Linked DNA regions of Homo sapiens: region 1 is linked to region 2. Evidence: chromatin loops called from intact Hi-C (ENCODE). Cell type or tissue: PC-3. All regions are shown on one strand. Each heading gives the region's core, and the rest is flanking DNA. Links, peaks and the distances in the headings are about the cores only. Region 1 has its middle 42 kb from the start of NR5A2. Region 2 overlaps NR5A2 (nuclear receptor subfamily 5 group A member 2).

Region 1 (5,371 bases), core at 225-5,224, 54 kb before region 2:
TAGCTGGGATTACAGGCATGTGCCACCACGCCTGGCTAATTTTGTATTTTTAGTAGAAACAGGGTTTCTCCTTGTTGGTCAGGCTGGTCTCGAACTGCTCACCTCAGGTGATCCACCCGTCTCGGCCTCCTAATGCGCTGGGATTACAGGCATGAGCCACAGCACCGGGCCCTGGCTTCCTTTATGCTTCTTTAGACTACTTCTCACCTGAATGCTCTCCATTCTTCCCTCCTCCCCACTCATTTATCTTTTAAGAGCCCGTTGTGTCCAGCCTCACCTAGGAAGCTGCTACTGATTCCTCCAATCCACAGTGATGCCCCTCCCTGTGTTCTCTGAACTCTCACTGTTCCATCATTTGGTTCCAGTTTATAAACTAGTTTTTACTGCTAGTTAAATTTTCATATGTGTAAGTCTTGTTTCTCCAGCTGAATTGTAAACATCTAAAACACAGGGGCTCTGTTCTCCTCTCAAAGGAGGTCACAGTTTCATGCAAAGAGATGTAGATCACTAAATTCTTGGCACTTTTGACTAAATGGCATCTACCTGAGTCCATGGTATTTCTACTATAAGAAAAGTAGGAAAGTGGCTGGGCAGAGGCTCATGCCTGTAATCCCAGCACGTTGGGAGGCCGAGGCAGGCGGATCACTTGAGCCTAGGAGTTCAAGACCAGCCTGGCCAACATGGCAAGACCCCATCTCTACTGAAAATACAAAAAAATTAGCCAGGCCTGGTGGCAGGCACCTGTAATCCCAGCTAATTCGGAGGCTGAGGCAGGAGAATCACTTGAACACAGGAGGCAGAGGTTGCTGTGAGCCAAGATTGCACCACTGCACTCCAGCCTGGGTGACAGAGCAAGACTGTCTCAAAAAAAAAGAAAGAAAAGAAAAGTAAGTAAGCTGGACAAGTGCAGTGGTGTACACCTGTCCTCCCAGCTCCTCAGGATGCTGAAGTAGAAGAATTGCCTGAGCCCAGGAATTCGAGTACAGCCTAGGGAACATAGCAAGACCCACATCTCTTAAAAAAAGAAAAAAAAAGGTAGATAAGCACAGGAGACCATGAAGACCATCCCTTTATGCTTCAGCTGAACTCGAACAGAGCCGAAAAGCTGGATCACATCAATTCACTATGGCTAATCCAGACTTATCTCCAAAGAAAGCTTCCCAACTGAGATCTAAACACACTAATTCTAGCTTCACTAGGTGATTAAATGACCTACAGCTACCCAGGCTAGCCTTCCCTCAACAACACATCCAGCTGGTTTACCATGTTCTACAAACAGATTATTGGAACTGTATATGGAGGACAAATGATCAGCACTAGGGCAAATTTCCTCTGACACCAACCTGCCCTGACAAGCTTTAATGAAAGCCGGCTCTTGGTTGTTCTAGAAAATAAGTACTTTTACACTATTTTTGTACAAACAAATATATATATATATTTTAGATGGAGTTTCGCTCTTGTTGCACAGGCTGGAGTGCAGTGGCACAATCTCGGCAACCTCCACCTTCCAGGTTCAAGCGATTCTCCTGCCTCACCCTCCTGAGTAGCTGGGATTACAGGCATCCGCCACCACACCCAGCTAATTTTTTTGTATTTTTAGTAGAGACAGGTTATCGTCATGTTGGCCAGGCCGGTCTTGAACTCCTGGCCTCAGGTGATCCGCCCACCTTGGCCTCCCAAAATGTTGGGATTACAGGCGTGAGCCACCGCAACATGCCACAAATATATTTTTGGCATAATCTCTCATGAAGCTCTATAGATGTGGAAACAATTGTAACATAAAAGGATTCAATTGAGGAAGGTGTTTGTTTAATGAGGAGAACCTGTCTTGGTTGACATAAGGCCACTTTCTGCTTAAAAGCTATTTTAGTGCAGTTGTGAGAAACCCCCTCTTCTTGTTCAAGCCCATTCCTTAGAAGAAAAGAAAATACGATTGGTGATCATTAGCCAGTTTTATTTTATTTACTAAGATAGGATTTATAGCTTTCAAGTAAAACTAAACTCCTGTGCACTACCCACAATTACCTTGTGACGGAGAATAAGGATGCCAAGCTTCACTGTAAAAACTGGACTCTTTCAAGACAGTGAAAATTCCTGGACACCACTGGCTCTAATGACTGAAAAGAGATGTCTAAATCACAGTTCATTACTGAATATAACAGTTGCATAACAGAAGGTAGCGTTTGAAAAATAAATTATCATAAAACAACAGAAAAAGGAAGATTGGGGCACATGTTCTCAGGATCTCCTGAGGGCTGTGTCATGGGCCATCGTCACTCATATTTGGCTTGGAATAAATTTCTTCAAATATTTTACAGAGTTTGACTCTTTTCATAGACAACTTTAATAATCATTAGTAAAGATAATTTTGTTATTAATAAAATTTTTTAAATCTTCAAAACTTAATGTAGACATTTAGTCACTTTATTAGTCAGATAGGTCAAGTACTGTATTTACTAAATATTTTAAGGCCATAAACTATTACTTCTGTAATATTTCTAATAATTGTTTGGCTTGTTTATGAACTTATATTTTAGAGCCATTCGATTTTAGGCTCTAAACCAGGGGTGTCCAATCTTTTGGCTTCCCTGGGCCACACTGGAAGAAGAATTGTCTTGAGCCACACATAAAATACACTAACGATAGGTGATGAGCTAAAAAAAGAAAAAAAATTTGCAAAAAAACTCATAAAATTTTAAGAAAGTTTATGAATTTGTGTTGGGCCGCATTCAAAGCCATCCTGGGCCGCATGTGGCACACGCTCTAAACACATGGCTGTGATAAGGCCTGGGGACATATAAGATCTTACCTGGCCCAGCTGTTCCTCCTGGCTGTACTAAAAAAAGTCTGATATTATCTCTACAGCTTTGTTCTTTGTCCTGGGCTCCACATCTAATAGATAATCACAATTACTTACTTCCTAGGTTTTCACTAAAAATAAGGATTACTGGCCAGGCATGGTGGCTCATGCCTGTAATCCCAGCACTTTGGCAAGCCAAGGCGGGCAGATCACTTGAGGTCAAGAGTTCAAGAACAGCCTGGTCAACATGGCAAAACCCCCTCTACTAAAAATACAAAAATTAGCTGGGCGTGAATGACACGTGCCTGTAATCCCAGCTACTTGGGAGGCTGAGGCACGAGAATTGCTTGAGCCCGGGAGGCAGAGGTTGCAGTGAGCCAAGATCGCACCACTGCACTCCAGCCTGGGCAACAGAGTGAAACCCTGTCTCAAATAAGTAAATAAAGGTGTTTGCTTTTTTAAAAAAGAAAAAGAACTATTATCTTCAAATGGCATTAAGATAACTAGATAATTCGGTGGATAGGAGAAAAGACAATGATTTATCTTACTATGAAATATCAGACACCAAAATAGGATACTTAAAATAGTTTTAAATCCTTAAAAATTAGCAGAAAACCAAGCTGGGCACAGTGGCTCACACCTGTAATCCCAGCACTTTGGGAGGACAAGACGGGCAGATCACCTGATGTCAGGAGTTTGAGACCAGTCTGACCAACATAGTGAAACTCTGTTTCTACCGAAAATACAAAATTAGCCAGACATAGTGGTGGGCGCCTGTAATCCCAGTTACTGGGGAGGCTGAGGCAGGAGAATTGCTTTAACCCGGGAGGCAGAGGTTGCAGTGAACTGAGGTCATGCCACTGCACTCCAGCCTGGGCAATAGTGCAAGACTCTGTCTAAAAAAAAAAAAAAAAATTAGCAGAAAACCAAACACATATGATGATAATAAGTTCCTCGGATCTGATGAAATAGAAGAAAATAGAAATGACAGAAAATGAAATCAAATAAAATATTTAAATTTCTGGATAATAAAAAGTTCAAGATTAGAAGAAAATCAGATAAATCTCAAAACAAGGAGTGTTATCAATATCTCATCTTAATGTTTAAGAATAATAAATGTCCACTTTGGGAGGCCGAGGCAGGTGGATCACTTGAGGTCAGAAGTTCGAGACCAGCCTGGCCAATATGGTGAAACCCTGTCTCTACTAAAACTACAAAAATTAGCTGGGTGTGGTGGCAGGCACCAGGCTTTGAGACTCCAACTCAAAAAAAAAAAAAAAAGAATAACAAATGGCCAGACATGGTGGCTCATGCCTGTAATCTCAGCACTTTGGGAAGCCAAGGTGGGTGGATCATTTGAGCTCAGGAGTTTGAGACCATCCTGGGCAACATGGCAAAACCTCATCTCTACAGAAAATACAAAAATGAGCTGGGTGTGGTGGCATTCGCCTGTAGTCCCAGCTACTCAGAAGGTTGACATGAGAGGGTGGCTTGAGCCTGAGAGGCAGAGGTTGCAGTGAGCTGAGATCTCACCACTGCACTCAAGCCTGAGAAACAAAGACAGACCCTGTCTCAAGATAAAATAAAATGAAATTTAAAAAGAGTAACAAATAAGAGTTAGCTATTGAGGAGGCTGAGGTGGGAGCCTCACTTGAGCTCAAGAGTTTAAGGCTGTAGCTGGGCGTGGTGGTTCATGCCTGTAATTCCAGCACTTTGTGGGGCTGAGGCAGGTGGAACACCTGAGGTCAGGAGTTTGAGACAAGCCTGACCAATATGGTGAAACTCTGTCTCTACTAAAAATACAAAAATTAGCTGGGCGTGGTGGGGGGCGCCTGTAGTCCCAGCTATTTGGGAGGCTGAGGCAGAAGAATTGTATGAACCCGGGAGGCTGAGGTTGCAGTGAGCCAAGATCCTGCCACTGCACTCCAGTCTGGGTGACAGAGCAAGACTCCATCTCAAAACAAAACAAAACAACAACAACAACAAAAAAAAAGAGTTTAAGGCTGTGGTGTGTTATGATTGTGCTTATAAATATTCACTGCAAGCTAGTCTGGGCAACATAGCAAGGCTCTGTCTTTTTTTTTTTTTTTTTTTTTTGAGACAAAGTCTCACTCTGTCACCCAGGCTGAAGTGCAGTGGCTCCATCTCAGCTCACCGCAACCTCTGCTTCCCGGGCTCAAGAGATTCTCATGTCTCAGCCTCCTGAGTAGCTGGGATTACAGGCACCCACCAACATGCCCGGCTAATTTTTGTATTTTTAGTAGAGATGAGGTTTCACCATGTTGGCCAGAAAGGTCTCCATCTCTTGACCTCGTGATCTGCCCACCTTGACCTCCCAAAGTGCTGGGATTACAGGCATAAGCCAGTGCACCCAGCCTATTTATTTATTTTTGAGACAGGATCTTGCTCTGTCAACCAGGCTGGATGGAGTGCAGTGGTGCAATCATGGCTCACCGCAGCCTCAATTTCTGGGCTTAAGTGATCCTCCTGCCTCAGCCTTCCAGGTAGGTGGGACTATAGGCATGTACCATCATTCCTAGCTAATTTTTTATTCTTTATTTTTGTAGAGAT
Region 2 (5,371 bases), core at 70-5,069:
AGCTCCTGCGTTAATTTTTTAAAGCATGGATTTTTAAAACCCAGTCCCCAGCCACCGTTCCCTCCCGCACCCCTCCCATTTTGTGAGGATTTTTCTTTCCTGGAAAGTCCACCTGTGGAGAGATAAATGAGTGCCAGCTGGCCTTTTGCCACCACCACTCTCCATCTTTCGGGGATGTGGTGGGAGGGTAGACTGGCATGGACCAAGAAGTCGCTAGTGTGGCCTAAGCAAGTCCCTTCTGGCCCTGGCAGCTGGCGTTATGAGCATGGTCACAAAGCTTGTCTCACTAGGTCAGCCTCAGCCTCAGGTTCAGCCTCAAGCCAAGGCAGGGTTTCTTGATACACTACAATTTCAAGGTCCTGTCAGACCCTCTTTCAACTTCTTTCAACTCTCCTAACTTCCCCCGGCTTCACCAAGCAGAGGTGAAATCACCACCACACACTAGGGGTTGGAGGTTTCCTCTTAGGACCAAGCGTTTGGAGTCCTGCATCCTTGCCATGCTAGGGTCTGGGAAAGGTGCTGTATCATAAGTGCACCCATAAATTCTTCGCATTGCTGTGGGAGGAGGTTCTTCTTAATTAAGGCTTTGAAATAAACTGATTTTCAAAGTTCACGAGCAAAGCAGGGCAACCACTGCAGTGAGCCCTGAAACTGACTCCCTTTCTTTATTTTCTTAGTTCTCAGTGATACTTAAAACAACTAGGAATACTGAAATGTAGTGACAGTGATACTTGATACTATCACAAAAATTGGAGCTTTTGGCAACTTCAGCCCACTTCTCCATACAAACTAATGGACAGGCCTTCATAAGTTTAAATGTTTCCACGAAACCTGAAGTTGCTACTAAAGCTGAAGTCTAAATAACTTTGATCCTGAATATATATTGAAGAGCAAAATGACAAATCAATTAAGAGTCAGTAGTACCTGAATTGCCAGGTGTGGGTGGGTGATGAACAACCCATTTTATGTACATTATGCACTGCAAAGATTGGAATAATTTCCAAGTCACCAAATACCGGATTGGGCAGTTTCAATGTGTAATCTCTATACCATTCAAATAGAATAAACTTAGATCTTTTGAGATTCAAATTCACCCCCTTGTGGGTGGACTCTGATAATTACTTCGTTGCACAGCAGATTCTAAATATGAGGCATTTCGCATGCAGTCAGGAGGCTGGAAAGAATGTTTTTCATCTTGTTGGGAGGAGATCTGAAAACTTTGAAGATGCGGCTGGGCTGGTGGTCGAAGAGCTTGCGTAACAGATGGTTCTTTAAAACATTTTTTAAATGCTGGGCCTCGGCCTCAAGTGGATGGTCCCATCAGACAACAGAATGAAAAAGTACAGCCTGGACTGATCCTTGTATTCCGTGTGGAAACACAGGTCACTAAAACTGGAAAGTCTGTCGCTTAGATGATCTTGGGCTCCAGTCGAGGGTCTTTTAAAAGTGAACGAAGGGACTAGGGAGCAGACTGGGGAAAGAGGAGTCGCTGCCCCTTCCTCTAATTCTATGAGTGAGCTCTTGGCTTGTGGCCCGCCTCTCATTGAGCTGACCCTCGGCCCCTTCAGGGCGCCGGGGCCCACGTGTCGCCTCTTCAGGGTCTCAGTGCCCTGGGGAGTTGAAGCTGGAGGACCCTTGACCGCAGACCAACTCTGCATGTAAGAACGGTCAGCTAAATTTTCTCCTTTCAATGGTTTAAGTGGGTGTTTAACTCCCTTCATCTCCTCATCCGACACACTAGCAAGGGCACACGCCCACCCGCGCCCCCATCCCTTCTTCTTGCTTCCCCTCAGATCGAGGAAATTGCCGCTCTGGCTGCTTCTCCTTCGCCGCCACGCTCAGACAGAGGTCGCTTCTGACTAGCTGTAAGACCCGGCTGCATTTACATCCCCCCGCCCCGGGCCAGGGTGGGGTGGGAGGGGGTGAGGCGGGGTGAAGAGGTTGGGGCAGGCCGGGGGACTGGAGCCTGAGCCTCATCCTTATTGGCTGGCGGCTAGTGTCCGACCTGAGTCCGGAACCCGCGTCCGCATTCACTGTCTTCACCCCTCAATCCAGCCTTCCCCCAACCCCTGGCCCTACTTACCTCCTTCTCCCCCTCGTCTTCCCCCCTGTCCTTCCCAGCACCGTCACCCTCGGGGCTGGGAAGGGCCGTTCTCGGTCCCGCGCGGGGAGTGGACCAGGCAGGAGAGGGAGGTTGGAACTTCACAACTCCACACTTGCGATAGTGAGCAAGAGAGAGGCAGAGAGAGATAGGGGGAAGGGGCGGAGAGGAGGGGAGAGAGAAGGGAGGCGAGAGAAAGAGGAGAGAGACCCCTGCCGATCCTGAGCCAGAGGGCGGTGGAGGGAGGGGAAGGAGTCGCCCGAGCCGTCCGGGAGCAGTGGCAGCGGCACAGCCGGGGCGGCAATAGCAGCCCCGCGGTCGCCTCCGCTGCCCGCCGGGAGCTCGGCGGTTCACGGCTCCGCGCCCCGGGCAGCTGCGTCCTCGCCACCGCCGCCGCCTGCGCCCTTGCGGAGCCGAACCAGAGGGCCGGGACGCTGTCTTCCTCGCCTCCTTTTTTAACCCTGACCTCCTCCTCGCAGCTTGGGGGCGGCTCCGGAGCTGCGAGACCGGACAGGGCTCAGAGGTCCTGCCCGGCAGCCCCGAGGAGGCGGAGGCACGCTCCGGCGAGGCGAGAGGGTTGGGTTAGCAGGCATCCCGGTCGCCCCTTCCTTCTTTTCGCCGGAGTTGAATCTGTGCTGCCCGTGTCCAGGTGCTGGGCTTCCGGACCGACACGGATCCCCCATCCCCGCCCGCGGTCGCCTTGTCATGCTGCCCAAAGTGGAGACGGAAGCCCTGGGACTGGCTCGATCGCATGGGGAACAGGGCCAGATGCCGGAAAACATGCAAGGTAAGGAGGCGCCGCGCGGCGCTCCGGCTCCCGCTGCTTCCCCACCCCCGGGCTCGCCCTGCAGGCTTCAGCCTCCCGCCCCGCGCGGGCGCGGGAGTAGCCCCGCTGGGCGCTCGCAGCCGCGGGAGTCAAGCCCCCTCCCCAGGTGCAGGCATAAAAGTTTATGGCTCTTGAACAATGCGGGGCAGAGGTTTTTCCAAGCAACGTCTAATTGGCCGCTTCTAATTAAGGAAAGAGAGGCTTCCAGCTCTATGGCAACCCAAGCAGGGCAGCTTCAGGCTAAAGGTACTTTAGAATAATAAGATCATTCTAAGAAATGGAATGTCTCACTGGACACCCGAACAGGTTCTCTGTCATTGGAATTGGTGTGTACTGTACTTCAACCAGTACTCTTGTGTGGAGGGAGGCGACCCAGTCTAGGAAAGTCAACTACAGAAAGAGGTGACCTCCGAAAGGATTGTCTTAGCGCTATTAGAATACATGTGACCACACCAAAAGCCCAGGCGGACACCCGCAGCCAGCTCGGATTTGGACAATTCAACATTGCTGGCAGAACTGAAGGGAACAAGTTACCCCAACCCCATCCCCTGTACGCGTAGTGCTGAGTGAGTTGGGGGTGGGAGGACAGCGGTTCGTTTATTGCCCCCTTTTAAAATCTGAGATCTGAAAATATGGAGGTCCCATTCGTTTTCCCAGCTCTTGATTGCCAACAAAAAAACAAATCCCGCTGGCTACATTTTCTCCTCATTCCAAAATAGCAACCCTATGGCTTGTATTAAGCCCTTCAGAAGTTTATCTCATTTGCTCTGGGCCAGGGAGGGAACAATGCTAGGAAAAGTCACCGGTGCTCTTCCATCCTCGCCCCTTCCAGGGTGCAGGATGTGCGGGCCGGCGGGCCTGTGATCCCGGAACGCTTCCTGCCATCCCCTTGCGCGAACTTGAAAGGACTGGGAGGTGTTGAGAGCAGAGTTCAGGGCTGGTGCACTCTGCGGTGCTGAGTGGGCGGCGCGCCCGGGCGCTCAGGCCGGGGGACCTGTAGTCGCCCTACCGCGGAGGGGAAAATACGTAGCTGGAGGGCGTGCGCCGTGCGGGTTGTGATCCGTTACCCCATCGGTCATCCTGGGGTCTCCCCAAGCCTCTAGGTAGGGCTGTGAGAGTCCCCTAGAGCTGAAGCCCCGGAGGCTGACCTGTGGGTCTGGCTGCTATGGGAACCCGGTTGGTCCAAAGAAGCCTTTCTTCCGGGCACCTGGAATTCCAGTTTAGTGTGGGGCATCGGGGAAGTGGCGCTGGGGGGCTGGGTTGGGGGACCTCAGCCGGCAGCTCCGGAGAGGGCCTACCCTTGGGGTCGCTGGGTGAGGCCGGCACGATTCTTGGCTCCAAAAGGAAAGTTTCTGCTTCTTGTTCTGGCGCGAGAAGCCAAAGACTTATTTTGAGAGCGGAGAGAGAAATGTTATTGGTAACGTTTTCTTTGGAAAGTTCGAGAGGGGTCTTCTGGACACACTACCTAGTGCCCCCAAACCAGAGAAGTAGTTTTTCTTTGGTGCCTGGGCTCAGAAGTCGCCACTCACTCAGCCCATGGTTCGAAATCAGCATGGGAAGCGCCGGGGCAAGGCTTCGTCGGAGACTAGAGGCCTGCCTGTCGGGAGGAGCCCCTGGGGGATGGGGACCCCATTCTCCTGCTTGCTCTGGTTCCCACCTGGGACGCCTCCGTAGGAGCCCAGAAAGACGATCCACTACATGGTCCCGGGACAGAGCAGCGCGCCCAACTTTGAGGGAACTTTGTGCGCCTCTCTGAGGCCCTAGCTTTCCAAGGCACCGCCGTCCGTTCTTCTTTCCCTAGACCGAAACTGGGGAAGAGTGTGGGCGCTTCTTTGCCCCGATGAGTTCGCCTCCCCAAACGCCTACTTCGGCTGCACCAGAGCATCTGGGAAACTCTGAAAGGTGCCCAGGCCTCACACAGCAGCGTCTCCCTACTCAGCCTCTGTCTTTGGGTTTTTTCAAGAGAGTCTCTACCTCATGCCTCGGTCTTTCTTCGATGTCGGGTCCCCGAGGTAGGCACGGAGTCCCTCTGAAAGCAGTTGCCTATCTGTGCCCCTTTGGTGTAAAGTTAGAGTTTACTTTGTTGGGGGAAGGGGAGGTAGAAAAGATCACAGTTGGGAAAGTGCGCTTTTCGCCTTGTTCCTAAAACATGCCTCAAGACTGTCATCGCGATTGTTAGGAGAGCTATCAACGTCTAGGGGCTATAAAGGAATTTCTGAACCCTCGGCCCTTCCCAAACCCCCAGGTTCCTAAAACCCTAGTGGGGGTCTCTTGGGGCTGGGATTCAGGCTGGCACCGCTGGGAGGACCTCGCCTAGCATCCCTTTATTAATATTTCACGAAGGCAGGCTCCTGCCTTCTCTGGAGCCTCTTTTCTCGGAATGTTCCCAAACTCTGGCTAACTCACTCCCCTGTGAGCCATCCTAGGGCTCTGTGGCCCGGGAA

Evidence for each region. Hi-C counts contacts between places; a loop is a spot of excess contacts. Peaks named below come from ENCODE experiments on the same cell type or tissue, not always from the same donor. Only the 100,000 strongest peaks of a DNase experiment are listed, where the experiment ranks them.
Region 1: a loop joins it to region 2, with 4 times the contacts of the local background. A loop is called at or near these places in 2 of 110 quality-filtered maps.

What each region holds. Positions count from the first base shown.
Region 1 is chr1:199,982,573-199,987,943 of GRCh38, forward strand. No RefSeq gene overlaps it. Among named protein-coding and RNA genes, the nearest start is that of NR5A2, 42 kb to the right of the region's middle. In PC-3, for the core only: no CTCF peak of the experiment used is centred there; no DNase peak of the experiment used is centred there.
Region 2 is chr1:200,036,908-200,042,278 of GRCh38, forward strand. NR5A2 (nuclear receptor subfamily 5 group A member 2) reads left to right here. Exons shown (of 8, transcript NM_205860.3): 2 at 2,751-2,888. Among named protein-coding and RNA genes, the nearest start is that of NR5A2, 12 kb to the left of the region's middle. RefSeq lists an enhancer at 3,506-4,308. In PC-3, for the core only: no CTCF peak of the experiment used is centred there; a DNase peak (open chromatin) is centred at 2,844; H3K4me3 peaks cover 1,580 bases; H3K27me3 peaks cover 4,735 bases.